Regions from separate parts of the Mus musculus genome. Here regions 2, 3, 4, 5, 6 and 7 are each linked to region 1. A link is a loop called in an ENCODE intact Hi-C map of the cell type or tissue named here. Cell type or tissue: left cerebral cortex. All regions are shown on one strand. Region 1 holds the start of Slc22a23 (solute carrier family 22, member 23). Region 2 overlaps Slc22a23 (solute carrier family 22, member 23). Region 3 overlaps Slc22a23 (solute carrier family 22, member 23). Region 4 overlaps Bphl (biphenyl hydrolase-like (serine hydrolase, breast epithelial mucin-associated antigen)). Region 5 has its middle 47 kb from the start of Pxdc1. Region 6 overlaps Pxdc1 (PX domain containing 1). Region 7 overlaps Slc22a23 (solute carrier family 22, member 23).

Region 1 (4,000 bases):
AGCTAGGTTCCTAGTGAGCAGCTGAGCAAAGGAGTCAGACCCAGACACGGAGCAGGCTTCCTTTGAAAGAACCAACACGGAAGGGGAATGAGAGAAAGCCTGGCTTGTTACATTTCAGTCAGATAAGAAAATGTAGGTTGTGTGCAGAGGGTGGAGTCAGTAATAAATATCTAACATTCATTCATTGAATGCTGACTCTGTTCTGTTGGGGTGTGGGGTGAGCGCGTCCCAAGGATTAGCTCTTCAAGTGATGAGGGGAAGAAAAGTTAAACTAACCAATAAAGTGAAATTAGGAGAAGAAGGTGGAGGAAGAGGGTAGAGGGGGAAGGGGAGGGGGAGGAAGAGAAGGAGGAAGAGAAGATCACATGTATTGGCAGGTTGCACTGTCACTCCTGATTTTGAAAATAATACTTTATTAGATTATAATCATTATACTGCATGATGGGTTTCATAATGACATTCTCACTCAAGTATGTCATTAAATGTGCTTAAATTTCCAGACTGGGTTTCCCAGACCTTTAGTGTCTTCTGCAGCCTGTGTCTCTTCCGTCTATTGTTATCTAATCTCCCCTTCCCAGCCACTCAGGAAAATTCACAGTTGGGTTCCCCAAAGTCCAGCTCTCTGGCAGTCTTCAGAAATAGTTCTCTCCACGTGTCAGAATTTCAGCAGTAAGTACATGTTGACTGGAACATTGAGCTGCATGCTTAAAAAAAAAAAGTCTCCCACTAAATTATACAACATGCAGCTGAGAAAATAACGGAGATGCTTAAAGAACGCATTCCATACATGTACTCGCAGGATATGCTTTTGGGAAAAGAACGCGAGCTTCCTTCCCCTGTGCTAAATAAGACTAGAGATAGATTGCTCCATTTAAGATTTCCATTAATTCCATTAATAAACTTCTCAGAATATGAAATGTCTCGAGAATGTAGTGAGGCTAAGATGAAAGCCGCATAATTCTCACTGGTGTCAGGCCTGGCACGCAGGAGAAGATATGCTAATGCGGCCGTTTGCCGCAGGGCTGGTGTTATTTATATAGTGCTAGCTGGGCAAGGCTGGCTCTGGAGTCTGGAGTGCCAAGAGCATTTGGATCTCCTGTGAGGTGTAGATGTGTGCGCGCCTGTGCGCAGAGCATAGGAATTGTGATTCCGAGACCTTGGGGAGGGGGTGGGGCAGGCCGCCCTCATTCACGTTTGTATCGAGTGTGTGGCTTCTGTTGAAGGTCTAGCCTTCTAGAGTTGTGTTTATTTGACATTCATTCTGGAGCACAGAAAGAAATGGCGATTTGGGGCGGGTGCTGCAGTAGGTCGTGTGTGACCCAGCGTTGTAAGGGGCTGTCATCCTAAAATTGGCAAACATGCCTCCTTGCCCCAGCTCCGTGACCATAAAAAGCTGCCTTATTTGAGTCTGGAAGAAGAACAGAAGGTTGTTCTGGAAGACAGGCAACCCTTGGGCTCAAGACCAGGAGTGGGGTGCCAGCCGCCAGGCACCTCGGAAACGAACAGAGGTCACGGAGAGCCGGTGTGCCCGGGGCGAGGTCCCTTGCGGCTGTGGGACTTGAGACTGGCAGACGACACTGTCCTCTCACTCCCAGCCAGTGCAGACTCCTTGGTGACCCCCGTCCCCCGCGCCCAGAGACCACCAGGGATCTTGCAGCGGCCCGGGTGTCCCTCTCCCCGCCCCTGCGTCTGTCCGGGCGGTGGCGACACGGCCCGGCTGGAGGGGGCGCTCGTGCGCAGGAGCGGCGCAGCAGGTGCCGCGGTTACCTCCACCTCGGCGGGGGGAGAGGGGGCGGGCCGGGGCGGGAGGCGGAGGCCGGCTCGGTGAGCCGAGAGCGCGGCCGGCTCCGCAGGCTGGCTGCGAGCTTGCGGCTTCCGGGAGCGCCCGAAGTCCGTGGAGGATCTCCCAACCCGCGGCCGCCGGCGGCCCCAGCACAACGCGCACCGGTGCCCGCAGGGCCCCGAGTCGCGACAAGGGCGCGGGTCCGGCTCCTCCTCCTCCCCGGCCGGCGCGCATCAGCGGAGAGCCTCGTAGCTAGGCGGGCGCCCGGGCCGCGGCGCGGATGAGCCGCGGCGGCTGAGGACTCGAACGGTTTCTGCCCGGCGCCCAGGGCACGGGGGTGCGCGGGTGACATGGGGGTGGCCTGACTCGCCGGGCCCGGAGCACTCTCTCCGGCCGCGGGCCCTCCTCCTCGGCGGCGGCGCTGTGCCCGGGCGCCCGCCGAGCTCCGCCGCGCTCTATGCGCCTCTGCGGGAGCCGCGGGCCCTGGCCATGGCGATAGACCGGCGGCGTGAGGCGGCGGGTAGTGGTGCCGGGCGGCAGCCGGCCCCGGCGGAGGAGAACGGCTCCCTGCCGCCCGGGGACGCGGCGGCCTCGGCGCCCCTCGGAGGGCGCGCGGGCTCCGGCAGCAGCGCGGAGATCCAGCCACTGCCTGCGCTGCACCCCAGCGGCGGCCCGCACTCGAGCTGCTGCGCGGCGACAGCCGCCCCGAGCCTCCTGTTGCTGGACTACGATGGCTCCGTGCTGCCCTTCCTCGGGGGCCTGGGCGGCGGCTACCAGAAGACCCTGGTGGTGCTCACCTGGATCCCGGCACTGTTCATTGGCTTCAGCCAGTTCTCGGACTCCTTCCTTCTGGACCAGCCCGATTTCTGGTGCCGCGGGGCCGGCAAAGGCACCGAGCTGGCGGGTGCCACTGTCACCGGCCGATGGGGTGACATGGGCAATTGGACCAGCCCCTCGGCCACCCCCTTCTCCACTGCCTCCTGGGGGACCACGAGCAACCGAAGCAACAGCAGCGACACACCACCCCTCCCATCCCCTCCAGGCAAGGGGAACAACGACTCAAATTGCGACTGCCACGCGTGGGACTACGGCATCCGCACTGGTCTCATCCAAAACGTGGTCAGCAAGGTAAGGGCCACGACCGCCGCGTCCCCGCGTTCTTCTTGTGAACCTTTTTCTTCTGACCTCGGTCGCCTCTGCTCTGTGCTCCATCTCTCATTCTCTGCAGACTTAGGTCCAAACCTACCCAGTTGAGGAACCCAAAATGTTAGCCTGTGTACGCACAACCCCGCATTGACTGGGCTCCCGGCTGTCCCTCAAAGGAGATGCTCTTACTTGGATGTGAAGCCAAGGCTTTTTTGCCGCCCTCTGCGGTGCCCGTGACGCTGCATCCGCTTCAAAGAGACCGACTTAGCCTTTTCTAATATCCACACAAACTCCTGTCCCAGTGCACATATGGAAAGGGCTCCCCTCCCCCGAAAGGTTCAAATCCTCTCCTCTATCTAGCTAAGGTGTCAGACTCACTGATGGCTCAGCAGGGGCCCTGGAAGACTCAATCCCTCTTCTAGGGCTTCTCCTTGGAGCCAGGACATAGCCATGTTCTTTCTGCAGGCTGCCTGTCCCTGTGTCTCCCACTAAGAACTAACTATCCAAGAGAAATAGTGTTCTACTCTCAGATATTCTTTCTAGCAGATGTCAGCCTCCCCACACGTGCCTTGAACAGATTAAAGCCAATTGAATCCAAGTTATAGACAAAGAAGCAGAGCCCTTTAAAAAGTTCCCTGGCCAACCCACCCCCACCCCAACCATGAGTTGTCCTTCCCAGAGATCTGACTGTAGACTTTAATGTGTTCCCTCAAATACTTTCTCAGGACTTCAGTAAATAGTCCCATAGCATAGGAAGGTGGGAAGTTTGCAGGGTGTCATCGCTGCTCCTGTACAGCACCTGCTCTGGTCTCAGGCATTGAGACCTGGTGAACTGGTCCCAGTTCGCACTTTGTCCTCCCTGTCCCTTGCAAAGGTCTTGCATTCTGTGTGGTACAGCAGGAGTGTTCTGAGAGAGTTGTATATCACCCTAAAAGTGGACAATACTGTTAGACAATTGTAACCCTAGGTAACCATAATTTTCCATTTTCTTGGCCTGTAGGAAACACTGGATGCCACCTAGTTAAGCAACTTGTGAAACATTTGTAGTTTCTGTCCCTTCGGCAGTTTAAA
Region 2 (4,000 bases), 150 kb after region 1:
TCGGGCTTCTCAACTGTGAGTAGGCTGGAAAAGGGAGGCAAGGCAAGAATGCTAGGGAAGGGAGCTAGCATAATACCAGAGATCTTGGCAGGCATGGCAGCTTTCTGTTTGTGTAACAAAATACTTGAGACAATCAACTTAAAGAGAAGGAAGGTTTGTTTGGCTTACAGATTTGGACTTTTCAAGCAGTCCATGGTTTGTTGACCCATTGGAGCCTGTAGCAGGACAACACATGAAAGGAGTATATGGCAGAGAAATGCATTTGCTTTATGGCATGTAGAAATCAAAGAAAGGGATCTAGAGTCCCAATGTCCTCTTTGAGAGCTCACCTTCAAGTACATGACTCTGCGCCCATGACGCTCTACTTCCTAAAGGTCTGCTTCCCCATACTGCCCTGGGTGGAGACCAAGCCTTCAACATAATGGCCTTTGGGGGACTTTAAAGATCAAAACTATAATGGAAGGACTAGATGAGACTTGAGAGAAGTTTTCTATGTCCTGAGAGTGTCATTCTGAAATCGATAGCCACAAGAACTTGCTTCAGGAAGGATGGAATTTTAGTAGAACATACTGTCCTCTGACTCTGTGAACTGCTAGGCCTCCCCTCTTCCTCCCACCCACATAGGCCACAGGCCTATGGCCCCAAAGAAGAGCTCTCTGGAGGCACTGTAACTCCCAAGCCTCTGTGTGTGTCCCTGTAAACATGGCTTCACTATGGGCAGACCGTTTGTATGCTTTTCACATAAGGAGGACAGACATGTCCTTCTTCAACAATAGAGTGAAAGTCTGGGCATTCTTGTGTGGGACACAGTTTTTCTATTGATTTTCCCAAATTTATCATTTATCAAAGTATTCGGTAAATGTCACATATCACCTTAAAACAAATCTAGAGAGCCCACTTAGTCCTTCATTAACTGCTGTGCAATCCTCATAAATAACCACTCACCTAAGTACAAAAAATCCCACTGCCTCCTTCCCACCTGCCCAGAACACAGTGCAGACCACTGGCATCTTCTCATGCTAGACCCCTTCCCTGGGACAGGCTCAGAACACAGGGAAATGGGTGCCACTGAACACCCCTCTTTGGAGGAAAGCTTACCCCAGCTGCATAGTGAAACGTACCTATTGTCCCCTGCACCACAAGTCATGACAGCCTTGGTGCAGACTGGGTTACAGAAGAGCTGGTTTCAAAACAGGTGGTTTTCCTAATGTAATTGTGTTCTTATCTATCATGCTTGGGTGATAACAAAGATAGAAAACCAATAGCTGTTCTCTGTCGCCCTGGGTGGACACTGCCTAGCTGACCTTTCAGAAAGCCTCCGTCCAGCTTACTCAGTTGAGACAAATATGTCAGGGTCCCTCAGCACCCAGAGTATCCCACCTGCCCTCTTTGGTATTGAACAGGAATGCCACAGGGACTCCGGGCAAAAGGCAGGAGTTATGAAGAGTTGGGTTTGGAGAAGCATAAATGTGGCCTGATAGGCCTTCTCACTGTGAGCAATACCCCATGGCACAGACCAAGAGTACCACTTGAATAACTTTCTATGCAGAGAGGCTCTGTTCAGGTCCGCTTGGATCCTCTCTGCAGGATTGTGTTGTCTCCCAGACCCCGTGGCAAATAGGGCCTTAGCCCTCTCTTCAAACAAAAAGGTCTTTGTTTAGTCCAGTGTGAATTCCACTGCCCAGGCAGCCAGCACCAACTCAGACTTAAAAGGAAGTTCACATAGAAACAATTCATGTGGGAACACTCGGCAGCCACCCTATACCTCACAAGCCTTCTTCCTCTTTCCCACTCTCGTTACCCTGTGTATGTGGGTGCGTCCATCCCATCGCGGCTCCAGTGATCGGCAAATACAGCCAGCATCCAGACTCAGGTGAGTACTGAAGATTCTCCCTGGGCTTCCTTGGCTTCTATTACGTCCGCACAAGAGTTGCCACAAGGACTCACCAATCGGTTTCTGTTTCCTCTCTCCCTTCCATTCTTTGCCCTTCAAGAATTGCAGCTGAAGTTGGCCGTAGGTTGGACACTATAAGCATATATTTGTATTCTCTATCCCCATCTTGTGCTAGAGGAAGCCACTCTTGTCTCCCTGGTTGTGCGCAGCTTGGCTTGCATGCCCTCCCAGCCCCCGATCCAGCACCAGTGCTTTTGTCCTTGGTCAGCAGCTAGTCAGGATGAGAAGGTGGGAGGGTTGGGGCTTGGTCGTCCTTGCTGCAGGGAGAGCCATTATCTCCTCATGACTCATGCAAGCTTGCTGCTCTCCAATGGGGGAGGGGGGAGGGAGAACAGCAGAGGTGCTGCCCTATATCCCATGCTGCTATGAAACCTGCCTGCCCCCACCAAACCCATGCTACCAGTGCCCATGACAGCACTTGCCCTCCATGCAGCCCTGAGGGAAACTAAGCTGAGCTGAGAAGCACAGCCCCTACGCATGCCAACACTGTGTGCAGTACTGCCTCGTGCTAGCTAGGCTCCAGTGCCACCTGTAGGCATAGAGACTGCTGAATGCTTTCCCTCCCCTCGGGGCCCATGAATTATTCCATTTGGGTCATGTGTAGTTTTTCTATACTTAAATCAGCACTGACTCTGGGTTGGGTGGGTCCACCCTGAGATTGCAGCCTGGAATCCAGGGCAGATAGTGGGCACCTTAGCACTGTGGCAACAGGAGAACCTTAGCCTGCCTGGCATAGCTTCTGGCTGAGTAATTCTACTGGCCACTGTGAGCTCAGCATGCTTAGTGTCCAAGGCACTAACAGACACCAAGAGAACGCTTTAAAGGACTCCAGGCTCCTCGGCCTAGAGGACTGCTCACCCAAAGGCCACTGCATGCCCAACTGTATCACAAACTAGTCATTGGGGAGGAGCGAGCTCCTGGGATATCCCTGGCTTCCCTTCCCCCATTCTCGTCTCAGCTCACCCCTTGCCTGGCTTCTGTTCTTTTCCTTTTTCTCCTACCTCATGGTCGCCTTCTTTGGATTCTCCTTCAGGGATGAGTGACAGCGTCAAGGACAAGTTCTCCATTGCGTTTTCCATCGTGGGAATGTTTGCATCCCATGCGGTGGGGAGCCTCAGTGTCTTCTTCTGTGCAGAGATCACTCCCACAGTGATAAGGTGGGTGCCGGGATAACGTGGGACCTTTTCTCAGATCTCTAGATTGGTCCTTGTCTACAGAGGCCTGTGTGTAAGGACTGTCCTCAGTTCTGCCCCACCTTGGCTGCAGGACCAGGGTGTGGTGTGGCATGCAGGGCATGATGGCTGCCTGACTCACAGTCTGATGATCAGTTCCACCCTGACTCCCAAGGCCAGGTAGGAACATAACCCTAGGTCCCATCAAGACAGTTACCAGAGACATGGAAACAGGAGCTGCTTAAGGTACAAGAAACGTGGCAAGGGATAGAAAGGGGGAAAGATAAGAAAATCACCCTTGCTCCAGTCCACTGAGAGACTTGGGAAGAAAGGATTTTTTTTAAAAAAAGGTATACATGCCCCCAATAATCCTAGATTCTCAGGAGGCTGAGGCAGGAGGGTGGAGACTTCTCAGCCTACACAGGGAGACCCCATTTCAACAAAAGTTGAGGGCAGCAGATATAGTTCAGTTGTTTGTCTGGCATGCAGAAAGCCCTGGGTTCGATCCCTAGCACTCCATAAACTGGGTGTGGTGGTACATGCACCTGGGAGACAGAAGCAGAGGTTCAGGGCCATCCTAGCTATACAAAAAATAAAAAATAAGAAAGATACAAGGTTACATAGAACCTTTTTGGTTTTTCCTCCTGGCCTAAGAAGCTAATCACTAATCCAAAATTGTATCAACGATTCAGTTAATTAAAAAAGGTAAGTGAGACAGCACAACCCCAGACTGGGTAGAAGTGTGCCTTTCCCTAAGCTCAAAGGGCTTAAGTGTTTGTAAAATATGATTATTATCCCTGCGTGGTGGCCCATGAAGCACAGCATTTAATCCCACTGTGATTGTATCATGGTAAAGTTATAATATTTGAAAGAG
Region 3 (4,000 bases), 61 kb after region 1:
TTAACAACCTTAAGGGTTCTGTCATCACGGAACTCTTCAGCATCATGCTTTCCTACTCCTGGGTGTATCTCAGTCTGTCCCTGCAACGTCTCCATCTCAGGAAGGTGGTTATATTTGTGACTTAAAGGATTCACTGAGTATACATTTCATCTATGTATGGCTGTAATAGAACCTGGGGACATTATTATTGCCCATTCCTGTTAATCTTCCTGCTAACAAAGATGCCCTTTAATGGAGGTAAGTGGACAGAGTACTTGTCTCAGTCATTGACCTGACCTCTAGGCCCAGGGGTATTCCTCAGGCCTGTGCCATCCTGTACATGTGGGGTCTCAGTTCTGCTGCAATTTTACCCATACCCCTAATCCTGCAGTTATGCAGTAGTCATGGTGACATTTCAGTTACCATAAATCCAAATGGCACATCTGAGTGGCCTCAATTGTTTGTTTTGTTCTTTTATTTTTGTTTTTGCTTCTGTTTTTGTTTGCTTACTTTGTTTTTGGTTGGTTGGTTTTTTTGATGCAGGATGTCAAATTGACTGTTTCAGAAATGTGTGATATTGAGCTTTGGCATTGCAAATGGAGAGCCTTGAACACACCTGTGTTAATCTCGTCTTAAAACTTTCACTAACATGAGAGTACAGTTTCAGAACTCTTGTTCAAGAGCATACCACAGTGGCGCACATCTATCATCTCAGAGTTTAGGAGGGTGAGGCTTGTGGGCAGGAGAACTGTGAGCTCAAGCCATCTTGGAACCTGCTTTCCTTCTCACTAGTTATCACATGGCTAAGCTGCCACCTACTCCCTTCTCGCCTTTATCTTCCAATTGCTCCATGATTCTCAGGCCTCATTACCCATAAAGACATAGACCTAGGTACAGATGTACCAGGGAGGGAGCCTAGCTTCTGAAGGAATGTGAATGATACAAGACATTTGGTCTTTGCTCTTCAGGGAATAGAAAGCTGCAACCAGCTTTTTGGAGGAGAAATATCCTTTGCTCTAGTCTGTGGTTAGGGAGATAAACCTTGCTGTTTCATGGGCTGTTGTGAAGCAGTTGGCGTTTGTGCATCTCAGCAAGTTCAGTCCAGTAATTCATCTCCAGGACAGGAAACATTCCTAGTCCATGTTCCCCATAAATGACAGTTACCAAAACCACTAAACTATTGGCAATTTCATCACCAACAAGTTGGTCTTTTTTGGACTTTCTATTCAGTCTTCTCATGTATCTGGTAAGAGGTGTGTGTGTGTGTGTGTGTGTGTGTGTGTGTGTGTGTGTGCGCGCGCGTGCCCGCGTGTTTTATAGGTGTGCACAGAGGCATTGTGAGTTACCTGGAGATCTAAGCTAAGGCCTCTGGAGGAGCAATCAAGCAATAAGTGCTCTTAACTACTCTCTCCAGCTCTCCAGCTCTCTGATGAGTTTCTTGAGTCCATTGCATTATGGTTCCTATCAACCACACATAGAAATTATTGAGAGAACTTTGATATGAACTTGGAGTTCCTAAGGGGAGTTTCAGCTTACTCTCTGATACACAAATGTTGTCCTTGAAAGAAAGTCTGAGTGAATTACAGAATGCACTGCCCAGCATGTCCACTCTGCAGCCCTGGGACACCACTGCACTCATTTCAAGTCCCTTTTTTCCTTTGTAGCTCTTACCCCCAACTCAGTGGGATTCTCTGACCCATTCATGGTTGGTTCTTATTTTCCATCTCCTTTGTGGGGTCACTGTGGGGTGTCATTTTATGTTCTCTTCAGGGGGTGATTGTTCTCTTATTTTTCCAAGATCTCCTTTTTGGCAATTTTCCTTTCCACCTTGTGACATGGAAGTGAATGTTTGTACAGTTGGCTTTTCCTTTCCATTGCTGCTGCTTCTACCTCTCTGTGAAGCTCCAGGAGAAAAGAGTGCAGATGGGGAAGCAGGCTGTCTCCCAGTTACTCAGAGGATCACTCCCAGCGCTCCTTCCAAAGGGTTGAATGAAAAGAAAGGTTACAAGTCTACAGACAGACCTTCTGAAAGGTCTCCTCAAAAGTCAGAAGTATGGACAGTTGGTACACTCAAGCCTAAAGGCTGCAAAGGAGTAAAAGCATTGGTGCATCGTCTGAGTGATGAAAGCAGATACAACCATTTGTCCAGATTCTAGGTCTAGAGAATACCTGCAACTACTGGGTATTTATACAGAAAGGCTCATTTGAGGCTCATGGTTTTCAAGTCCAAGAGTACAGAGTTGGCATCTACATGGTCTTTGGTGAGCCCCTCATGAGAGATTCAGAATGGAAAGCAGGCGTGTGCAGAAGGAACATGTGAGCCAGAGAATGCCAAGAGGCTCCAAGACTCTCTGATCCAGTTCCATGAGAGTAGGAATGTCTTTAAACCCACCAGTGTTTCCATGGGGATTAAGTGCCCTTATCATTTCCTGAAGGCCTCTTCTCCCATATACAGCTCTGCTGGGAACCAAGTATCACCATGGTTTTTGATGGGAACAAGCCATATCCAAACCATAGCATCACCCAGTTGCGAGGGCATGGGTATATTTGCCCTCCTTTCCTCTCTCACACAGTTTGAGGGTGCAAGATAAGGAAAGCATCATTCTTTTTTTTTTTTTTTTTTTTTTTTTTTTTTTTTTCCATTTTTTATTAGGTATTTCGCTCATTTACATTTGCAATGCTATACCAAAAGTCCCCCATAGCCACCCACCCCTTCTCCCCTACCCACCCACTCCCCTTTTATGGCCCTGGCGTTCCCCTGTACTGGGGCATATAAAGTTTGCGTGTCCAATGGGCCTCTCTTTCCAGTGATGGCCGACTAGGCCATCTTTTGATGCATATGCAGCTAGAGTCAAGAGCTCCGGGGTACTGGTTAGTTCATAATGTTGTTCCACCTATAGGGTTGCAGATCCCTTTAGCTTCTTTGGTACTTTCTCTAGCTCCTTCATTGGGGGCCATGTGATCCATCCAATAGCCGACTGTGAGCATCCACTTCTATGTTTGCTAGGCCCAGGCATACTCTGACAAGAGACAGCTATATCAGGGTCCTTTCAGCATAATCTTGCTAGTGTATGCAATGGTGTCCGCATTTGGAAGCTGATTATGGGATGGATCCCCGGATATGGTAGTGTCTACATGGTCCATCCTTTTATCTCAACTCCAAACTTTGTCTCTGTAACTCCTTCCAAGGGTGTTTTGCTCCCACTTCTAAGGAGGGGCATAGTGTTCACACTTCAGTCTTCATTTTTCTTGAGTTTCATGTGTTTAGGAAATTGTATCTTATATCTTGGGTATCTTAGGTTTTGGGCTAATATCCACTTATCAGTGAGTACATATTGTGTGAGTTCCTTTGTGAATGTGTTACCTCACTCAGGATGATGCCCTCCAGGTCCATCCATTTGGCCAGGAATTTCATAAATTCATTCTTTTTAATAGCTGAGTAGTACTCCATTGTGTAGATGTACCACATCTTCTGTATCCATTCCTCTGTTGAGGGGCATCTGGGTTCCTTCCAGCTTCTGGCTATTATAAATAAGGCTGCTATGAACATAGTGGAGCATGTGTCCTTCTTACCAGTTGGGGCATCTTCTGGATATATGCCCAGGAGAGGTATTGCTGGATCCTCCGGTAGTACTATATCCAGTTTTCTGAGGAACCGCCAGACTGATCTCCAGAGTGGTTGTACAAGCCTGCAATCCCACCAACAATGGAGGAGTGTTCCTCTTTCTCCACATCCTCGCCAGCATCTGCTGTCACCTGAATTTTTGATCTTAGCCATTCTGACTGGTGTGAGGTGGAATCTCAGGGTTGTTTTGATTTGCATTTCCCTGATGATTAAGGATGTTGAGCATTTTTTCAGGTGGAAAGCATCATTCTTAAACAAGAAGCTAAGGGAGTTATCCAAGGGAACTCACTGCCATAGAGAATGTGTCCTTTCTATGCTATCCAGTCCTACAGCTACCAGGAACATGTGGTGCTTGAGATGTGGATAGACTGGCCAAGAGACCATGTGTGTTATTTT
Region 4 (4,000 bases), 290 kb after region 1:
GCCCTTGCCGGGCTGCCAAGGCTGCTTCCTAATCTGTATTTAATAAGTCTAATTAATCTAATAGATCTTTATATGCACAGGTGCTTAGCTCTAGCAGCTCTAGAGGAAAATTTACAGCATTAAATGATATATTAGAAAAGACTAAACATCTCAAAGCAATAATCTAAGATTTCTACTCTGAGATTGGAGGGAATAAAGCGAATCAGAACCCAAAGCAAGCAGGAGGAGGACAGAAATAATGGAAGACAGAAAACAAAACCAAGCCAACATTAGAAACAGATACTTTAAAAGATCAGTGACTGGCCGGGCAAGGAAGATGTGACACAGATGACCAATGTGGACACAGGAGGTGTTTCTACAGACCTTACAACTTAAGGCATGACTCAAATGTCTAGAGGGTAGTGAGGGAGTGCTCCCGATGAGTTAAAAGTACGGCACTTTGACGATACCATACTTGCTATGGTGAGACCCATGCAGCAGAAGACTAGAACGACCACAACGCCACTGAAGTAGAGAGAACACAGACACCTATTTTGTAAAGTTATGGAGTGGGACACAGTGTAATAAAGAGGAACTGCAGGGGAAGGGGGCAGTGTTCTGGAGCAGGAGTAGTGTTTACCCATTGAGGCAGAGAGCAAGAGCCCAGGAAGAGAAGTGGAGGATTTGGAAGAAGCAAGGGCACTGGGTGCCAGAGGCAGCGGGGGCTCACGGATGGCAAAAGAGGAACAGGCTACTCTAAGCCAGGGTGGTGAGGACAAGTGGAGGCCAGATTAGGGTTGCTTTCTAAGTCATCTGTTACTTAAGAGTTTCAGATTGCTTTAAAAACAGGAAGAGCACAGAGAACTAAGATTCTAGAACTTAAGATTCTAGCCTCCAAGTAGTTTACAATGAGAATAGCAGAATACCTGGAAGAGACTTTGCACGTGCTGGGCTCTGCAAACTTTTCCTTTGGGGCCAGGGAGTAAATATTTCAGGCTCCGAAGGCCAAGATATCCATCAAAGACATAGTATAGGCACAGCCTAGGAGAGAAAATGCTGGACCCACTGGGGGCAAACCTCTTCTGTTAGGCCATCTGTAGTTTAGTAGAGACACAGAAAGCTTCTAGTGAGAAAGGAGAGCCATGATAGGTCAGACTGGCAGGGAAGAGTGGTTGGAAGCCCAGGTAGCCTCTCTTTCGCCCCAGTGACCCCTAAGCCCTGGGAACCCCTCTCTCCTTCTGAGAACATGATTCTCCCAATTCAGAAAGGTTGCTAGAAACTAACCAATGCCAAGGCTGGGTGCCTAGCAACTGCCAACACTCCCATAAGCTCTGGCTATGGTATAAGCTGGGCAGTAATGCTGGGAGTAGAAGAAAAATGGGGAAGAGTTAGGGTGTAGATGCCCCAGCTTGGTCTCCAACTCATGAGCTAACTTTCATTGGTGCCTCAAAATTGTAAAAGTGGTAGGCTGGAGTTGAACCACAGGCTGGATGGCACTGGCCTCACTCTTGTACCCCTAAAGACCTAAAGGAGAAGCTTAAAGAAGGCCTTAGCCAAGAAAACTGTACAAATCATTGTAAGCAAAACACAGGTTCATTTTTCAGCATAGTGTTTCCTTACATAATCATTATATTAATTTATTCATGTATTCATCCATCCATCTATCCATCCATCCATCCATCCATCCATCCATCCATCCATCCATCCATTTATTCATTCATTCATGGTTTTTATTTTGAGACCAGGCCACGCTATATTGCCCATGCTGGCTTCAAACTCAGAAATCTCCAGTCTTGACCTTGTGAGGAGCTGAGATCACAGGCATGTACTACCACAACTGGCTTTTTCATATTACTTAAAATGAGGTTATGAGTAACACTTCACAACACCCCCGCCTTCTGCCAAGCTCACTCCCTGAGGTAGCGAGTGTAAATACTGCTGTTGCGGAGCTTCGGCCTGAGTCATGCAAGTTTCACTTCTGGAAATAGAAAACTATCCATTTCTAGGTTGGTTAAATTCGGTGGCTTTCCTGAAAACTCACTCTTCTTTTGACCTTGGAGCTGAGAACTGCAAGTGGATGAGATGTGACTTGTCAGCCAACACACATCGAAGCAAGAGACGGGGAGGGAATGAGAAGGATCATCATGACTGTGCCTACGGCGGGCAGCACTTACCCTGGTAAATCCTGCTGTCTTCCTCGGTGACATAGGCATTTGCTCCCCAGATCACCATCTTGCGGATATAAGATGGGTACTTTGCAGCAGCGATGAGCGCAGTTATGCCGCCATCACTCCAGCCCAGGAGGGAGACCTGCTTGAACTGTAGAGCCTGTGGGTGACACAGCAGGATGCACAGCACAGTTACCACTGCGCTACGCTGAAAGAACCTGGGTGGTGGTGATCAGAGTTCTGTAAGTCTGCCACTTAGATCTGGCGTCAATTAATTAGCTTTGCTACATTGTCATTGTTATAGAACCTTGAGTACATTGTAGGTTTTGACTTATGTGGGAATCATATCTTCTTCCTCTTGGATAAAATATCCAAATACGGAATCACTGAATCAGCAGCAATCTGCTGTTATTTGGGTATGGCAAGCACTCTGTGTGTGTGTGTGTGTGTGTGTGTGTGTGCACCTGGGTGTGGCTCAGAGGACAATCATGGAGATCGGAAAGGATCTTAAGATAAAATGCATCCGAGTATCTGGTGAAGCCACAGCTGTAGTTGTGGGAAGAACTGGCTAAAGACAAGAGGGAGCACAGTGTCATAGCAAAGCCGTGTCTGTCCTTGGGTGGTGAATCAACCAGGACCCCAAAAATGTGCTCAGCAAAGAAAGCTGACAGAGCATGGCAAAGAGGCTTCTGGAAGTAAAACACTGTCTGAAAAGGTTAAAGTCAAGGAACTAGCGAATGTTAGCCAGGACTCTTGCTGGTGCCACCCCACATGCACACACATTCTCTGGCTAACCATTTGACATTAATATGCAGAATGAGAATCTGTATTATCTATAGCCTAGCACACTGCCCTCCTGGACTCATTTACCAGGAGACAGACCCAGGATATAAACAACATTGCTCGTAATCACAAAATTGACAAATGCCCATGAGCAACTTATAACAAAACATAGCTCAAAATTCACCATTTACCAGTAGATGATGCGTAGAATAAACCAGTGGATACATCCAGTGAAACGTAGCAGCTCTCTTGATCCTGCTGGGGTTATACAATCTATACATAGCCATACCTCACCAGGGATGCCTTGTAATGTATGGTACCAAGAGCTACACACATACGTGAAGTATAGAGCAGATACCTTGGACAGGGGATATGTTAACAGTTGGGGTGGGGTGGGGTGGAGCCAGGATGGCTGAGCAGCATCACATTTACTGGACCACTCAGAATATCATGGGATTTAAAACTCATGACAGAGTGCTACAGATAACATTAATGAACTTGCATTTTAGAAAGACAGGAGGAAATATTTCAGAAGTTTTTCTCATGAGGAAATGATAAATGTTGGGGACAGGACTGGGGAGACAGTGTTGTTGGTAAAGGGCTTGTGGAACATGCATGGGGACCTGGGGTCTCTCTCAGGACACATGTAGAAAGCTAGACACAGTGGTGCATGCATGCAATCCCAGCTTTGAGGAGGTGGGGACAGGAGGATTTCTGGCCATCCAGCCTAGTCTTCTTGGGGAATCTTCAGGCCAATGAGTGATCTTGTTTCAAAAAAAAAAAAAAAACAAGGCACAAAGCAACTAAGCAACAATGGTTGATGAGACAGACATGTTTAACCTGGTTTGGACATTCATTATGCAGTATAGACATATCCTGGAACCTTATTTAACTCTTTGGCGTGTACAATTTTTTTTAAAATGTATTAATGTATAAGCTAAAAGTAAACTTAATTTAAAGTACAAAACATTACAACTATGAATGAATTATTTCTGGAATTTTCCAGACCACAGTTGGCCATAGATAAGTGGAGCCACAGAGAGTGGGAGCACAGACAGGGGACAATGGCA
Region 5 (4,000 bases), 260 kb before region 1:
GTAGCAGCTGGCAGTCGCCTCAGTTAGCTCCTAGAGGAACTGCCTCCAGGGATCAGGTGCTTCTTCTCTGTCATATTTGTCAAAGAATTCTTGGTTCCTTCCTCACACAATAGGAATTCTCAAATTTACATCTCAGCTGAGCTACAGTTATCCTCATGGGCTGGATTAATTATCCATGTGGATCGGTCACACGTGAAGCCAGTGGGTTTAATCAGTGAGATGAGCCACAGTGGGCCTTGAGAGGCAGAGCCTGCTGTCTCCTTAAAGACAGGAAGGTTCCCTCAGCCCTCACTTGCACTTAAACACTTAAAGCCTGTGTGTGTGTGTACGGTAAGCTCTCTGGATATTGGAAGGAATCCTATAGTACCTTCTATACCAGGAAGAGAGGTGTCACTAGGTACCTCCTGGAAATAGTGCCTGGGGCCAAAATGTGCTGATCTCAGATTGATTATAATCCTCCCGAGACTTCTTTGTGTCTTGTCTTGATCATCACAGTGAAACGTTCACTGGCAGGCACAGTGCACATCTTTAGCAAAAAAAAAAAAAAAAAAAATCTCATCTCAGCATGGAGTATGTAAAATTAGAAATTGGCAGAGTCAGGAGAGGGAGCCCAGCCTCTTGATAAATGTGGATCACAGAGATATACCACCAGGATGCCAGAGAAACCTCTAAAGGGCATCTGAGTGTGCCTTGGCCCCCCACACTCAGCCTAGCCAAACCTTCATTCTCCAGGGAGCTCCACTTTTCTTGCCCTCTCCCAGCAAGACCCCTCATTTCTACAGCAGACAACAAGCCTAGGACCCTCCCAGCTCCATCCCTTCACATACCTACTGATCCTCTCAAGCCCTCAGTAGCTGTCTTTCCCCCATGCCTGCTTATTTACAGATGGTCTAACTGGGAGGTTTTAGCTCTGGGCTCCTGCCCTACCCCCCAGTGTTCTCTAGCTGCACTAAGACCCATATACTCCCATGCCATGCCCTGAACTTCTGTTGGTCTCACACACCCTCCAAAATGATACAGTCAGGTGACCCCGGGCTGTGTGCTCTTACTTTCTTGCTGACTCTAGCAGCAATGAGATGATCATGCAATGCATACATAGTTCATATATCATAAGCATATTATATAGAATATTTGCATAAGATTAACTTGGGAATCTTATGTCTCATGATATAATAGTGAGATGAAGTCAGTAAAAGTGGACTTAGAAATCTGAATTTGGATTTTCCCCCAGGCTATAGGTCTCCGTTGATGCTAAGCAATGGCAGTGATCTACAGCTCCCATCCAGTCCCATATGCAGATACACAAATATACACACTCACCCATGGACACAACTATGCTTACAGGTGAGCACATAGATATACATACTCATATGCAGGTACACATAGACTGATGCCTAATCTGTCATAAATAAAAACTCAGAGACAGGTATTTGCACACAGACACACAAATATTCGCACACGCATACTCACCCAAATATGCACATGCCCAGGAAACACATGTCTGAAAACTCTTTCAAATTCAGAAGATGCAGAGACAGAGAGTACCCTGTCGTGACCTGGAGGCAGGGCCAGAGGCAGGACCTCCACCTGCCTGCTCTTTGGCCCCCATCCTTAAGTGCAGCTGAGCCCACTCCTGAGTCTGGCAGCCTCTTAGAATGCAGACTGCCCTCCTGCTAAGATTCAGATCATCTGAGTCAATCCCATGGCAACCATTGGTTAACAAGGCCAGAGCAGGCTGCGTTCAGCCCCTTCTCCCTCAGCCTGGAGGAGAGTGGGAGACTAAGGAGTTTGTGGCCTGTGCATTAGTGGAGACATCTGGAACTGAGCGGCTATGAGGAGTTCCTGGTAGGCAGACAGATAGGAAGATGGGCCATGGCTAAGTAATAAAGATGGTGAATTGCTAAGATGGCTGGCTTCTCCTTCTTTTCCAGACCTGAGACAAAAGCCTGGCCCCTAAAACAAAGGCCTTGTGTGCTTCTCTCTCTCTCTCCCTCTCCCTCTCTCTCCCCCTCCCCCTCTCCCTCTCTCTCCCCCTCCCCCTCTCTCCCCCCCCCTCTCCCCCTCCCCCTCCCCCTCCCCCTCCCTCTCCCTCTCCCTCTCTTGCAAGTAGGCCCCTGCTGTTGGGCTGGCTCAACAAGTTCAATGCAGGATCAGGACAGGTTACACAACAGTTTTGGGCCAATCAGACAATCTTTCTTCAAACTGACCATCGGAACATTGGAATAGGAAGACCTTTCAGAGATTTAAAAAGCCCAGCCTGAAGGAAGAGACAGGATTTTCCCCCTGCATTAGACGAGGGTCTTTCTCTTTGCGTGTCTCTTCATCCTCAGTAAATGCCTTTCTTCACCTGCTGCTATTGTCTGCTGCTGCTTGCTACTCTCAAGACAACTGGCAGAGAAACAAACCACATCAAAACCCCTAGATGGCGGTGGTATTACAGGCCAGTGAAGACCCTGGTCGAACAGTTCAAATTCACTCTGAATTCATTCTTTCCCCTGGTCACCGATACCCCAGGTATCATCCTACTGAAAGCAAGAGCTGGTGTTGAAAACTGCTCTGTGTCAAGTATTTTACAAACTCTTCACCATTCCATTCTTTATAGTGACCTTGTGGATTGGGCAGTGTCACCATCATCTCTTTCTAATGAGGAGGATGTTCTGGTAAACGTGAATGCTTAGTGTTAGGTAGTTTTCAGCTGATTCCCAGCTCCTGCTTAGGCGCAGCCCTTCCAGGGACTGGGGTTGGCTGTGTCACAAGCTCTGCTTGTTGTCCCTTTGGGGCATTCTCAGGTAAAACATTTTCCTGTTTTGTGAAAAGGTGCAGTATGGCTCAGTGTGTGTGTGTGTGTGTGTGTGTGTGCATGCCCGTGTGTGTGCGCACGTGTGCATGTACGTGTGAATGTGCACTCCAGCATTAGCATCCATCCATTGTTATTATATTGTTAGTATTATTATACTTAACAAGTATTTTGTTATTTTTTAAAGAATTTTATACAACATATTTTGTGTTGATTCTGCCTAGTGGGAATAAAACCACTACCACAATTTTGAACCAAGCTTGAAGCAAACTTTAAATACTGGCCAAGATAATGGACTCTGGCCAGGTTCATTCTTGAGGTCTCAGGAAATGGCAACCAATCACATTTTACAGAGGCACACCCATAAGGCCACTGTATTTTCCATGAGGTCCAATTAAGGACAAGCACAAATCCTGACCTACTTCCTGCCTTTGTGCCTCCTGCCTGTATCAAGCAGAGTCATGCATACATCCTGTGTATTTCATGCCTATGTACCTCCCACCTATATGTGATCCAATGCCATTGAGTCAAATAAACTTGTTTAGGGGATCGAAAACCTGTGACTTGCTATCTTCTGTAAACAATAGCCTCCAGCAATTTGGGAAGTACCTGTCCTTGGGCAAGGGACTTACAGGTTAGAGGTATTTTTGTTTCATGGATCTTTTAGGCAAAATAACTAAAACTTAAATCATAACTGTGTTCTTACATTTGACCCCCGTCTACCCCTAACTTCCTAACGTCTCTCAGATCTACCTCTATCTTCACAGCCACTATCGTTTTGTTAAAATAGAGATGCTTATTGGGCAGGATACCATAACTTCTCATGCTCCTAATCCATACGGCTTGTCATCCACCAAGCTACTCTTTTTTGATGGTAGCACGTGGAACGTGTCCACCAAGACATATCTTACATGGGAAAGTCCCCTTAAACCATGAGGAAGAATTCTTTTTCACTCTCAAGATTAGCAAGTTTCAAGGTTCTCCAAGGCTCTGATGACACACCAGCACCTTTCTCTGTAGCTGGGTAGCCTGCATCTCCCTTGGTCAGTGTTTATCCCTTGTTTCTCCATCCTCTTTCCTTCAATTCAAACTCTTGCCTCAAAGCTTATACTCAGTCTGGTTTTGCTTCTACAATATCCTCCAGTATCCTTATCACTGTACCTGTAATGTCCCATTTCCTGGTCCATCTGCACTTCTGGAGTC
Region 6 (4,000 bases), 290 kb before region 1:
GAGGACTGTGATGAAGGTGAGGGAGGACTGTGGTGAAGGCATGGGAGGACTGTGATGAAGGTGTGGGAGGACTGTGGTGAAGGCATGGGAGGACTGTGATGAAGGTGAGGGAGGACTGTGGTGAAGGCATGGGAGGATTGTGATGAAGGTGAGGGAGGACTGTGGTGAAGGCGTGGGAGGATTGTGCTTAGTGGCTGTGGTTTCAAGGCCCTTTCCAGTGTGTCTATGGGGTGGGTGGACTCAGCCTCTACCACTGACTGGGCTCTAGAAAGGTCACTTCCCTGGCTCAGAAAAATGATCGCTGAATCCTTACTAAGCAGCGTTAAGTACCTTCTACTTGGTGACTGCCAAGTGTGTTATTTTTACTTCCAAAGGAGTTAATTTGACATATTAGTTAGAATACTTAAGAAAGAATATAATGACGATGAAAATATTAGGGAGGCATTCTTTTAAACAATATTTATTATTTTAGTTTTGTGTCTGTATATGTGTTTTGTCTGCACGTCTGTAGCATGTATATTTACATGTGTGTGCCTGGTGTCCACAGAGGCTAAAGAAGGCACTGGAGCTCTCAGAACTGGAGTGGTAGACGGTTGTGAGCCACCAGGTGGGTGCTGGGAACTGAGTGTGGGTCTTCTGGAAGAACATCAAGTATTCTTAACTGCTGAGCGTATCTTCAGCCCCAGGAAAGCATTTCTGAGGTAATGACTGGAGTCAGTGGCCGACCTGCGGAAGTGAGGGAGCCCCTTTGAGGAGGTGTTGAATTTGGCTGTTGGCTTTAGGGAAGCTTTTAGCTTTGGTATTGTTGGCATTGACATTGTACTGAGCCTTCTAGCACTGAAAGTCAGCCACTGTAAGGGGAAGTCAACACCGTGAGGCCTACAGAGGAAGGAAGGGGCCCCATGGCCTGCTTGCTGTTTTCCTAAAAGCTGGCTATACTTGTCCAGATAATTGTTTTATTTTTTATTTTTTTATTTTTTCATTTCTTTGGGAGGCTAACCTTTAACTTACTATTTAGCGCAGGCTGGCCTTGAACTTACAACAGTCCTCCCTAACTATGTCAACCTCCTCAGTATTGGAATTATAGGCATACACCACTTGCGGGAGAACCCACGACCGTGAGTGCACAGGGTGGGTGGTCCATATGGGCTGTTCATTGTGTAGCAACTTCCTGGTTATCTTAGAGGAGAGCAGGCAGTTTAAGGGCCTAGGGGTCTTTTTTAAACTGGCATCTGAGCTCTAGAACCTTCTATTCAGCTGATTGCATGTAGTGAGGCAGTTTGTCTGGGTTGTCTGAACAATGGATGACTTTTGATCTTGTCATATCATATCCAGATCTTGGGGCTCCTCCACTGGACTCTGGTTATTGTTTGTGTTGTGACCCTCAAGGGTCACCAAGGCAAACCCTCCCTCCCACTTCATTCCCTCCAAGTCTTTCCATTTAAGAAACAGATGGCGATGGTGAAGACCTACACCGACCTTTCTCTTCTTCTCTTGGGGGATTTCTTCCTGCACTCTGGCATTTGGAGAGCCGGTGGGTGCCATGGAGTTGCCACAGATTCCCCTATCTGGGGATGCTGATTTATGGAGCCTGGGACTTGAGAGGCCTGTTTTTTCTCTTTGGATGTTGAGGCTGTAGGTGGTGAGGGCTCCACCAGATGGCAGCAGGCACTGGTTGTACTGAAGAAATCCTGTCAATATTCTAGTGCTTTGGCAAGGATAGCCACTCAGACTTAAGCATTCATTTCCTGTGTTGATCTAAATGTTTATCAAACCCAAGAGCACACGGATGCGGTGCAGCCATGACTACGTAGCACTAAGGAAACAGAGGTCTCAGGTCTCAGCTTCTCTGGGATATGCTAGTAGAACCCGTAGATTTCATCCACAGAAGTAAGTTGTTCCCATCAAGGTTTGATAGGGAATACTTTTTGTTGTTGTTCATTAATCCAGTATCCATTCGATCTTAGCCATAAGCTTTACTATATAGAGATAGACAGGTCATCTAGTTAACAAAAGGATATTGCTTAGGCTTTTGTTCTGTTGTTGGAGTAAACTGAAAATATAATGCTAGGGAGGACTTAGAAAGGAGGAAGGCGGTACTGTGAATGCTTCCGAGGCTGGTTAAAGACCTGCAGAAGAAAGGAATCAGGAAATTGATGACCTGAAGGGTTAATGACAGTTAGGAAAATCACCATTACAACACCATGTACACTAACTGGGAAATATTGCAAATTTTTTCCAGTGATGGAGATAAGCTAAGACCAATGGGGGAAGTTCAAGGAAAAACAGGGTTGTTTGCACAGTATTAAGACCTTGTTCTCTGAGATATTTGATAATGGCAAAGAGAAAGCAACCTACCCATCCCGGTTTAGCATCGCCAGTAGGCCTGTGCACACTGTTGCAACACACACATGCACACACGCATGCCCCATACTTCCACAGAGGGGCACTCAACATGCCTTGTGGGATTCTGCCCAGTGACATATCATCACCGAGTTTTAGCCACCTGGATATCCAGCTCCAAGGAAGAGTTGTGAAGTCGCTCACCTGAATTCCTCACAAGGCCTGCATGAGAAACACGGACAGACCAAAGCCATCAGAGTCAAGGAGATCCCGACAGCTCAGTGTAGCCAAGTTCTGGACTGCATCTGTAGCAGAAGAAAGTAGCAGTAGTGAGGCACTAGAGAAACCCCAATGAAGGGGCTTTACACTCAGTAGCATCATCCACTGGGTATTCCCTGAATGTGATGAGGGACCTTAACTGTACGAAGTATTGACAATAGGGGGGCTGCTATGGGTCATGTGGGAGTCCTGTCTGTGCCTTCATGGCTTACCTACAATTCTAAAATTAACTATAAATTAAGCATTACAGAATAGGAACATAGGAACATGAAAGCATCTTGCGGTCTAGAGAATGGCTCAGAGGCAGAACCATGCCTAGCAAGGCGAGACCTTGAGTTTGATCCTTGCACAGGGTGTGGGGTTAACCTGAAAATGAACTGTTTTCTAGAGTTAGGGATGTGGCCTAAAAAATTAAACCAGCTAGTGATTTTTTTTGCTGTGGGTTCTAAACTGACATGTGAGGAATTCGTATTTTAAGTTTGTTTGAAAATGGGCTGCAGGCACTGTAATATTTCTTTAATTATAACACTTTCTTCAGTTTCTTAATTATTATTCTTGTGTGACAACAGGTGGAAAATCATGAGCAAGTGTCATGGTAATAATGAGTATTATTTGAGACTTAAGTGTTTGTTAGAGTCTTCAGACAATCTTCCTGTTTAATGCAGCTGAGCCCTGTATAGAGGACAACCAAGCAGAACTAACCTGTTCTCCAGGCACAGGTAGCAGGAACAAGGTTGGAAACAGCTGTACTTGGGGTCAGTGTGCATACGTGCTAATGTCGTGGCTTACCAGCAGCACAGCAGTCTGCAGTCCCATAATATGAACATCAACAAGGCCTTACTGAGCTTGAAGGTACAAGTTCTTTGTCCACGTCACTTCCGTTGGTTACTCTCCTCATTACTGTCACTAAAGACACAGCTTAAAGGAGAAAGGGTTTATTTTGACTTCCAGTTTAGAAGGGATACAGCCCATCGTATAGAGGAAGGCATGGTTGTGGGGGTGTGAGACAGCTGGTCACATTGTAGCTGCAGTCAAGAGGCAGAGTAGACAGGAAGTTGGGCCAGGCTATGAAACTACAAACCCACCCCTAAGTGACTCACCCCAGTGAGGATCCCCTCCTAAAGGTACCCCAATCTTCCAAAGCAGCACGACTGGCTGGGGATTAAGTGTTCAAACACACAAACCTACAGGGGACATTTCACCCTCAAGTCACTGCACCACCCTCCAGTAGAGACTGATCCAAGAGTAACTTCCCATTCAGGAGGTTGTTGATCAGTGTGTAGATGGCGACTGGGGAGGGCAGTGCTGCAGGACTATTAGCAAAGTGGTCGTTTTAAACTGATGGCCCCTGCAGGTAGACACACGATAAGCTCAGGCT
Region 7 (4,000 bases), 51 kb after region 1:
GTATGCTGTGGTTAAATGTTCTACCCTTCACACTTTTGCTGTCTTCAAGTTGCCAACAGGATGAGTGGTTGTGTAATTAAGACATAAAATAGAGATTCCTGGCAACTTCTTGAAGTCCTTGAACAGTAGCTGAGTGTGGGCTATCTAAGGAAAAGGTCAGGTCTGAGCCGAACCACGGGAGTGGTGGCTGCCCCTACCGCCGAGACCGCTGTGAGGTGAAACACACGGGCTATATCGGAGGGCAGCTTTTCCTTTTTTTAACCTATGAATGTGATCCTGTTTGCATTCACACAAGCCCACTCACACATGGTGGAACACTAGATTTAGTTGTAAGAGACGCAGACAAGAAGTGCAAATCATGTCTCCTGTCTCTCTATGAAAGTCATGCCGTCTCATCAAGGACTAAAGAGATGGTTACATAAGCAGATTCAACTGATTGCGGTATGACTCTCATTCTCAGCTAAGACCATAATGTCACAGGCCAGGTGATCCCGTGCTACTTAAGATGTGTCTGTCTTTCAAGCAAGCCTCTGTATACTGTGGCATTCACTGCTCATCCCAGCTCCTCAGGAAGCTGAAGTAGGAGACTAGCTTGAGACTAGGGGTTTAAGGCCAATCTAAACAGCATAATGGGGCATGTCTCTTTAAAAACAAAACAACAACAAAAGAAAACAAACAAAGCAAAAGTTTAAAATAAAAGCCAAGATTACTGCCTTGTTTTGTTTTTTTAAAGTTGATTTCATGTTGGATATAGTAGGATTGTGTTGTTTTGAGTTTTTGCTTGCTTGCTTGCTTGCTTGGTTTTACAGTGCTAGAGACAGAATCCGGGGCCTTGCATCTTCTAGCAAAACATGCTACTACAGAGTTACATATCTGGCCCTTTTTTAAAAGCACTTTCCCCAGTTTATTTATTTTTTGTGGGTTTTTTTTATTACGTATTTTCCTCAATTACATTTCCAATGCTATCCCAAAAGTTATTTTTTGTGTTTTTAAAATGTCTCTTATTTCTGCCCTTTCCTCCTCCTTTCCCTTTTTTCTCCTCCCTCCAAACCTTTAGATCTTTCCTTGCTTTTTTTCAAATATGTGTGATTGTGTATTTACATATATATTTTCTCATATAATGTGCCCAGTCTGTATAATGTTACTTGTATGTATGTTTTCAGGATGTACCATTTAATCATATTATCATAGGTACTTTTTTTAGTTCCTCTGGTCATTACATCCCCAACCTCTTTACTCTCATTAGCTTTCCCCTCCCATAATTCTGCTTTTCTGGTTTGTAACAGTGGATGTTACCTTTTGCTAGCAGAGACCTTGCCTAAAGATAGACATGTAAATGTAACTATGTAACTTTTTTTTTTCTAACAATGAATAACTTTATTGAGAAATTCTCTCAAGGAGGTTCTCATTATAATAACCCTCTTTAATCCTAAAGAGTCCAAATGACTAGATGAATTTTACATATACAAAGAGTGATAAGAAATTATAAAGTGCCTAAAGTTACTGATGACATTGAAAAATTAGACTCCAAGTCTTGACTCAATTTCTAAATAGAATAGAAAAAAAAAAAAAATCTAAGGTTTGCTCTAGGTGGAGGGTTGTGGTTTTTTTCCCCCTGACATGACACTAATGAGTTTAAACTCTCAAGGAAATATTTAATAGATCCTAGTCCATAGGGGCACGATGATACATGTACTCTTACTATACTGTCTATCTTTATACTTATTTAGTTTCTCTAGTTGTCTATGTTGCTGAAAACCTAGGGAATTATTTCAGTCAGCAGGATTACTAGGTCTCGTCACTACACTGCTTTGTTCTGTTCTTGCTTTTTACTTGAATGAGTGCGCCAAATGGCCCCAAGTGGTGAGCAGGAGACTCACCACTTGTGGAATGAAGAGAATGGAGCTTGTTGAGCTATGGAATGAAGAGAATGGAGATCGGCTGTTGGACAAGCAGTTGACTGCGCCTAAGAGTGCAAACATTTGCCTTGCCTCTGGTTGGCAAGATGAGAATATGGGTCTCTTTTTTTTCCCCTGTCCACATCCATCTCTAATACCTGAGTCTTTCTGTAGCACATTCTTCTGGGCTGTAAACCTGGTTCTGGGCTGTAAACCTGGTTCCAGCTCTACTGACAGGGCATTTTTCTACCAAGGATCTGTGTCAGAGTTTACCATAGGGCTTTGACAAACCATTTTATTTTGACTGGACTTTTCCCCCCTTGAGTGAGAAAGCTTGTATAAGCGTGAGGACCTGTTTTCAAATCCCTAACATGCATATAAAGAGTTGGAAGATGGGCTCAGAGCTTAAGAGAACTTACTACTCTTGCTGGAATCTGGTTTCCAGCACCTACATGGCATCTCACAACTGTATGAAAATCCACTCTCAACAGATCCAGATCCAAAATTGCTTTCCAGCCTCTGCAGGCACAGTATCCTGTGCACATGTGGTGCACACACACACACACACACACACACACACACACACAAACACACAGAGAGAGAGAGAGAGAGAGAGAGAGAGAGAGAGAGAGAGAGAGAGTCAAATACTCATACATACAAAAAAGAATCTTTCAAAAGTTGGGCATGGTTGTTGTAACCTCAGCACCATAGAGGAATGGAGACAGGAGGATCTCTGAGACTTGCTGGCCAGCAGCATAGTATGGGTTCAGTGAGAGACTATGTGTTAAAGGAAGAGGTAATGGATGAAAGAGCAAGACATCCAGCTTTTTCCTGTGCTTTGTACATGCATATAGGCACACGCATCTGAACACATGCTACACACACACACACACACACACACACACACACACACACACACGTTAATTATTTTCCTCTGGCTCAACTTGGCATCATTAGAGAATTCACAGATTGAAGGCTATCAGTCATCCTGCAGCCAAAGTGTGAAAAGCAAAGCAATAAATACATCAGCGAAAGAAGGAAGAGAGGAGGAGGAAGAAGAAGAGGGATGGAGACAGGTATGATGGGTCCTGCCTGTATTCCCAGAACTTGGGAGCTTGAGATAGAATGGTCGTCAAAAGTTCAAGGCTAACCTGAACTGCCTGAGCTATAAAATGAGAACCTATCTCAAAAAATTAAAAGATGAAACTGGAGCATTTGCCTCTAAATCTTTTTTTCTGACCTGCTTCTGAGCATCGGAGTTCCTTGTGTCACAATGCAGTGGTGAGTAGTAATAGATGTGGCTGGTAATGAAGTCCCTGTGTGGCCAGGATGCTGTAGTACAGGGCAGGTGGTCAGTGAACTCTCCAACAGGGAGCTGTGCTTTGATACCTATGACTGCTTTTTTCTTAAACTATATCAGTCCTTCGGACAAAAAGTACTTTTAAAGGCCTGTAAAGCATGGACAGATGTGCTGTGCCTTCTGCATGCTAAGAATGCCAACACGAGGCCTCCCTGAGAACCATATGCCTCATCTTAGAAGACAAAAACATGCAGTGACTGCCTAAATGTATAGATAGGTTAAAGTGCTTGGTTACTAGGGGCCTTTCAATTTGGTAAGGATCGATACATCTCAGAATCAGAGGAGGAAAGCAAAACCAGCAAATATTTTGGCCCTTTGGCATTTGAAATTATAAGGTTTAGCTGAATTCTCTGCAGAGTAAACAGCCTTATTAAATTGTATGGTTCCTTACTGGCCAAGTTTTGTCATGTTGGAATTCTAATGCTGCCTCTCTACTTTGAAACAAAACTGTCTTTACAGCAGAAGAATCCATAGATTGATCTAGAAATCGATAGATTTGAGCTGTGGCTTGAGTCCCTCAGATGACTGTGACCACAATAGATGACTTAAATTCTGTCAGCTTCTAGTCTCTTCCTCTGAAATTAGAGGGTGAATTTTCTAATGTGTTCAAAGCATAGGCCCATTCCTGAAATAAATGGTGGTGGTGTGTGGGGGGGGGGGGGAAGGTTAGGAAGAACAAAAACGCAGAGAAACCCTTCCAGTTTGAGTATTTCACAACCTTAGAATCCTAAATTCAACCACT

What was found. A loop is a pair of places that touch in the nucleus more often than their neighbours do. Peaks named below come from ENCODE experiments on the same cell type or tissue, not always from the same donor. Only the 100,000 strongest peaks of a DNase experiment are listed, where the experiment ranks them.
Region 2: a loop joins it to region 1, with 4 times the contacts of the local background. A loop is called at or near these places in 17 of 42 quality-filtered maps.
Region 3: it touches region 1 in a loop (2.6-fold over the local background); 8 of 42 quality-filtered maps call a loop at or near these places.
Region 4: a loop joins it to region 1, with 2.7 times the contacts of the local background. A loop is called at or near these places in 8 of 42 quality-filtered maps.
Region 5: a loop joins it to region 1, with 2.4 times the contacts of the local background. A loop is called at or near these places in 2 of 42 quality-filtered maps.
Region 6: a loop joins it to region 1, with 3 times the contacts of the local background. A loop is called at or near these places in 17 of 42 quality-filtered maps.
Region 7: a loop joins it to region 1, with 2.4 times the contacts of the local background. A loop is called at or near these places in 5 of 42 quality-filtered maps.

Annotation. Positions count from the first base shown.
Region 1 is chr13:34,343,070-34,347,069 of GRCm38, reverse strand. It overlaps Slc22a23 (solute carrier family 22, member 23), which reads left to right and starts at 1,852. Exons shown (of 10, transcript NM_001382849.1): 1 at 1,852-2,911. The coding sequence starts at 2,273. In left cerebral cortex, CTCF peaks have their summits at 1,725 and 2,488; DNase peaks (open chromatin) are centred at 1,699, 2,511, 2,888, 3,095 and 2 more places; H3K4me3 peaks cover 3,209 bases; H3K27ac peaks cover 3,357 bases.
Region 2 is chr13:34,191,267-34,195,266 of GRCm38, reverse strand. It overlaps Slc22a23 (solute carrier family 22, member 23), which reads left to right. Exons shown (of 10, transcript NM_001382849.1): 7 at 1-15; 8 at 1,841-1,873; 9 at 2,988-3,111. Among named protein-coding and RNA genes, the nearest start is that of Gm52037, 4.6 kb to the left of the region's middle. In left cerebral cortex, a CTCF peak has its summit at 2,484 (motif pointing left); DNase peaks (open chromatin) are centred at 1,692, 2,221 and 2,441; H3K27ac peaks cover 1,407 bases.
Region 3 is chr13:34,282,430-34,286,429 of GRCm38, reverse strand. The region is part of intron 3 of Slc22a23 (solute carrier family 22, member 23); the gene reads left to right. Among named protein-coding and RNA genes, the nearest start is that of Slc22a23, 61 kb to the left of the region's middle. RefSeq lists an enhancer at 1-1,036. In left cerebral cortex, no CTCF peak of the experiment used is centred here; DNase peaks (open chromatin) are centred at 789 and 1,844.
Region 4 is chr13:34,048,588-34,052,587 of GRCm38, reverse strand. It overlaps Bphl (biphenyl hydrolase-like (serine hydrolase, breast epithelial mucin-associated antigen)), which reads right to left. Exons shown (of 7, transcript NM_026512.1): 4 at 2,154-2,307. Among named protein-coding and RNA genes, the nearest start is that of Bphl, 13 kb to the right of the region's middle. In left cerebral cortex, no CTCF peak of the experiment used is centred here; DNase peaks (open chromatin) are centred at 727 and 1,909.
Region 5 is chr13:34,603,832-34,607,831 of GRCm38, reverse strand. No RefSeq gene overlaps it. Among named protein-coding and RNA genes, the nearest start is that of Pxdc1, 47 kb to the left of the region's middle. In left cerebral cortex, a CTCF peak has its summit at 2,430 (motif pointing right); DNase peaks (open chromatin) are centred at 355 and 520.
Region 6 is chr13:34,633,855-34,637,854 of GRCm38, reverse strand. The region is part of intron 3 of Pxdc1 (PX domain containing 1); the gene reads left to right. Among named protein-coding and RNA genes, the nearest start is that of Pxdc1, 17 kb to the left of the region's middle. In left cerebral cortex, a CTCF peak has its summit at 1,651 (motif pointing right); a DNase peak (open chromatin) is centred at 1,658.
Region 7 is chr13:34,292,302-34,296,301 of GRCm38, reverse strand. The region is part of intron 3 of Slc22a23 (solute carrier family 22, member 23); the gene reads left to right. Among named protein-coding and RNA genes, the nearest start is that of Slc22a23, 51 kb to the left of the region's middle. In left cerebral cortex, a CTCF peak has its summit at 1,847; a DNase peak (open chromatin) is centred at 327; H3K27ac peaks cover 1,067 bases.